2 separate regions of the Mus musculus genome follow, and region 2 is linked to region 1. The links are chromatin loops, found by intact Hi-C in ENCODE. Cell type or tissue: left cerebral cortex. All regions are shown on one strand.

The links. A loop is a pair of places that touch in the nucleus more often than their neighbours do. Peaks named below come from ENCODE experiments on the same cell type or tissue, not always from the same donor. Only the 100,000 strongest peaks of a DNase experiment are listed, where the experiment ranks them.
Region 2: a loop joins it to region 1, with 4 times the contacts of the local background. A loop is called at or near these places in 2 of 42 quality-filtered maps.

What each region holds. Positions count from the first base shown.
Region 1 is chr7:72,587,929-72,590,428 of GRCm38, forward strand. No RefSeq gene overlaps it. Among named protein-coding and RNA genes, the nearest start is that of Gm36865, 240 kb to the right of the region's middle. In left cerebral cortex, no CTCF peak of the experiment used is centred here; a DNase peak (open chromatin) is centred at 1,410; H3K27ac peaks cover 320 bases.
Region 2 is chr7:73,328,711-73,331,210 of GRCm38, forward strand. All of the region lies in intron 1 of A730056A06Rik (RIKEN cDNA A730056A06 gene), which reads right to left. Among named protein-coding and RNA genes, the nearest start is that of 4930429H19Rik, 20 kb to the left of the region's middle. In left cerebral cortex, no CTCF peak of the experiment used is centred here; DNase peaks (open chromatin) are centred at 284, 1,147 and 2,267.

The sequences.
Region 1 (2,500 bases):
GTATGCAGTCAAAACAAGTAAACACAAGAAATCCAGTCTAAGCAATGTGCGTTCAGCCCTTGTACTTAATTAAGCCTCCTGAAGACTCTGTATTCTCACACAGTAGAAGGGGCTGAGAAGTTCAGAGATCGCTCACACAGGACAAAACTGAGTTTGCATTCTGCCCCAACAAAGCAGCCTGTAGTGTGTTCATGTTTACCCAACACCATGGTTTCCCCAGTCACACTTCTCAGCTCTACTACAACACGTAAAGATTTCCAACAGGCAACTCCAAGTCTTAAGGTAGAGCCTGGCTGAGTAAGACTCTGGATTGCTTTCTCTAAGATATCTTTGTTATTACAGAGACAGAGCCTTCTTCAACCTACCCATTGGTCATCCTTGGCATCTCATTTTGTATCTTATGATGGAGAACTGCCATCTGGAGAGCTTTCTTTCAAGGTCTTTCTCAGACACACCACCAAAATGATTATATTTTCCATCCTGTTTTCCAGGAATCAGCAACAAGAAAAGAAAAGAAAAAAAAGTTTAAGCCCTGCTCATTCTACCCTCTAAAACAAACACTTTTTGATTATAAAGGAAGAACTAATATATCATATATATGTTATTATACATTACCATTACAATATGTTATATCATATTATATAACAAATAATAATATGTATTATTGTATATTATATTATAAACATTTCATATACATGCATATATACACATATAATCATACATGATAATTATAATTAAAGGATAATTATAATAATTATAATATAATATATAACAAAATAAAATAATATATAATAAACAATACAACATTATGTAAATTATATCTAATATATAATATATATTATTCATCATATTTTTTTTCTCTGTAGAGGAGAGAGACTGAGTAACTGAGTCTATACCTCAGATTCATGCCTCTAACTACTTCTATGCCACTAAAATACAGGGAAAGAGCATAAAAGGAAGGAGATGAAGAAGCTGGGAGAACATGAAGGCACTTTTGGATTGTGAAGCAGGATGGTCATTCAGACCTAGGTTTAACTGTTGCTTCTTTTAAAAGTGGTGCATGGGAGCAAACGTTCCCTGTTTGTCTAAATGGTCTTATGAGATTATCTGCAGGGGGCACAGACTTAGAATCCATGTAGAGACACATCCTTCTTTTCGTTTCTCAATGCCCTGTTTTGTTCCATTCCGTGGGATGGTTTCTTGAGGATCACTCATTTATGATGCTCAAGAGGACAGGGCTAATGCTGATGGCTATCATGCATTGAAACACACTCAGAAATGGCCTCCAGGACAGCTTTGATGGAGTATAACTACACAATGCTCAGGCTCCCTGCAGGCTATTTGTAAATGCAGCACAAAGCTCCAGGAGACATGGTCCTCAGAGGAGGAGGACGATTGGAACAGTACCAGGCCAGCTGCCTCTTCCCACCTCTGACTCACATACTTCCTCTCCAGGCTGGAATCTGATGTTGCCAAGACAGCTGAAAAACTCAGTAAATTTTTATTTAAATAGAAGCTAATCAAGGAGTTGAGCTTGGATATGGATTCTGATTTCTCTGCTGCTATGACTCCATGATTGCCCAACATCACCAGCCACTGCATTCTCAGCACCAAAGCCCACTCCCAGGCCCTACGCTGGCCAAGTCCAGCAGTTTTGGCTGGGCATGTCTGAGGCCAGACTTAGCAGTTCATCATGCCCAAATATGGCAAGGGTCCTAGACGGCAGAAGCATCACAGCTGGACTTGAGGTGAGTCAAGTCAAAATGCATTTCTCTTCACATGGGAAGCCATTTTATATCGTGTAGATGGTTTGGGCTGAATGTAGAGGTACTGCAGGCATGGAATAAAAATCCAAAGTAACATTTATGAAAAACATCTTATAAACTATCTCCTGAAATGACTACTGTAAAAGTTACTTTAATCCAATGAAGAAATGTAGTTTATTATTTATACATGTCATATTAAGAGCTCATTTCATTATTTTATGTATGTCCACTTTAATGCAGATTTTTAAAATTATAATTGTGTAATATCTTTTAACACTTTTTTAATCTTTTAATTTCCCCTGAGTTTATTTACCTGTATAATAATTAATATAATAATAATTATGTAATTATAGTAATAATAATAAAATGCTCACTATATAATCACAATGTGGTATACATAGTTCTCTAAGTGGACTGTATATATACAATAACAACAGTCATACCCTTTGTTAAATAGGTAGATGCCCTGTTAAGGGTTCTTAGCACATGCAGATCCAAAGCACACGAAATACAAAGGGCACAAGAAAACCTTGAGAAGTGTCTTCTATGTTCAATAATACATCCAAACTCAGAGTACATTCAATATGTGTTGTTCCTTGTACATCCATTGTGTATAAATAAAGCCATTAACACTCAGCTGCCCTGGAGCCTCTTCTACCCTCAGAACTCAGTAATTAACTTTCTCTCTGTTTGGTTTGATCCAAACTAGAAATCTCACAGGACATAAGCCCTAA
Region 2 (2,500 bases), 740 kb after region 1:
TGCCTAATTCTGTCACTTAAGGAATTAGTTTTAACATGTGAATTTGGCGAGTTCACAAGTATTCAGACCTCAGTACAACCTGAACACTGTCTTTATGTTAGTCTCTGTCAGGGCTCTATCCCCGGCACCTCCAGTGTTGCCTGGCCAGCTGATGTTTATGGATGAATGGATTGCTCCCTCAGGAAGACACATACAATTTAGAGAAGCCCCACTTAGGAGACTTTCTTTTTATATACATTCACAATTTATGACTTCTTTGTTTAGCCATGATGTCAGATGTTCCAACTAGAAGTATCTTCGGCTTGGGAATTATGAGTAAGCTGTTCCTTTGTAAAACAGCTGGGCTGCAAAGGGCAAGATGAGAAACTGCAGGAGGGAATCTGCTGTCTCTCCTACACATACTGGGTTTTTGTTTTGTGGACTTGGTTTTACTGGATTTGGTGTGTGGTGTGGTTGTGGTGTGTGTGTGTGTGTGTGTGTGTGTGTGTGTGTGTGTGTGTGTGTGTATGTCTGTCTGTCTGTCTATCTGTCTGACTGTGCCTGTGCCTGTATCTCTGTGTGTCTATGTGTGTCTATGTGTATCTGTGTGTATGTGTCTGTGTGTCTCTGTGTGTGTCTGAGTGTGTTTGTGTATCTATGTGTCTGTGTGAATGTGTCCGTGTGTCTGTGTGAGTGTGTGTGTGTGTTTCCATGTGTGTGTGTGTCTGTGTGTGTGTGTCCGTGTGTGTGCGTGCGTGTGTGTGTGTGTGTGTGTGTGTGTGTGTGTGTGTTGGTTATTTGGGGACTTTTTGAGACAGGGTGCCATGCATCCCGGGCAGTCTTTAAACTTTATGTAGTTTAAAGTTTACCCTGAACTCTGATCTTCTCGCCTCTCTACCTTTTAAGTGCTGAAACTACAGGCGTGAGATACCCAGAACATCTCCCGTTGGTTTTTTAATGTTCTGGTGCATTGGAATGAGAATAATGTGCAGATCGTGGACTCTTCCATTCCTAGGAACTACCTGCCTCTTCTTCCTGTGGGACTTTGCTTTCTGGAATGTAGGATTCACCCTAAGCCCACAGGAAGTGGTTCTTCCTCCTGCTAATCACGGGTATCACTCTGAGACTCTCTCTCTGAGCTGCACGTGTGAAGTGTCGCTCTGCAGGACTGACTCACACCCTTGGAGGGCCTCGACTTCTATTCTAACAGAATAAGCACCATCAGCCTGCTCGCTTCCTCCCTACACGGCCTGGAATGAGACACAGAGTGAAAGGGCAAGGCTGAAGGCATCTGCCCCCAAACAGAGCTCGAGGAGGTAGCGAGCCTTGTCTCATCCTTCACATCACAGTTCACACCTCATTGTTAAACCTCAAGCCCAGCTACGCACAGGCGCATTCAATGACTGCTTTGAAATGTCATGAGAGCCCTGGAGAATAAGAAAGTCTAGTTAGGGGTGGAAATCTCAACCTGTGTCTGCTGTTCTTCCTGTCACCCTGTCCAGTGAATTTTAGCCCTGCCTTGCCAGCCCCTAACATCGAATACGTCAATTCTTTGCAGTTAACATGTGCACAAGTACATGCATATATGTGTACATGTGCCCTACAAGTTTTGTTCTCTAGTGGTCCCTGACTAGCACAGGTGTGAACAAAGCCTACAACTAGCAAAAGCTGACCAGGGCAATACCTACCATTCTTGCTTGTATTGGTCCTATATGGTCAATGCTGAGCAAACCCTTCATCAATCTGATATCCTACAAAAGGGTCATGAGCTACGTAGAGTCTAAAAACTCTATGCACTGAGAACTCTACTTGCCACGCACACACTATGGGGAGATCTGAGTCTCAGAAGCAAGGAGGCTGGGGCTTATTTCAGTTACCAATGGATGTTTCATTCCGCAAAGAGTGTGAAGTTGGCCATGGACCTTACATGGGATGAACCAAAGAGGAGCGTCACTGGATGGGAGCACACAGTGATGCTCCCAGCCCCGTTCTGGCTGACACTCAGATAAATAGACAACTGTGTATGGACACCCTGTTAAGAGGAATTCCTCGGAGGAAAAGACATCTAGACTGTGGCTCAGGCCCTGCCCTGAGCAAGTCTTCCAGGCCAGTCCTAAAGGAACTTGAAGAGGTGTCATCAGTAGATAGGAGGGGGAGGCTTCAGGGATCAGTGTCAGGGTTCCCTAAGAGACACAGGGAGGAAGGTGGGTGCGTTGATGAGCTCCCTGGAGAACAGAGCAGCTGAGGACAGGCTGTTCCTCTGCAGGCGAGAACAAGCCAAGAAAAATCCTTGGCAGAAACACAGCTAAAGACAGCAACACGGATCCACGGAACGAAGTCTTAGCAGTGGGAACAACGTGGTTCTCGGTGACTTCCTATAGAAGCACGATTCTACCTACCAGGCTGAGCGGTCTATGCAAGAAGCTCACAGATCGCGTGGAGCCGGTTTGAAGGGCATACTATGTCCTAATTGGGAAAGGAATTCTAAGACTTCTCACATATCATGAATCAATGATGGGAG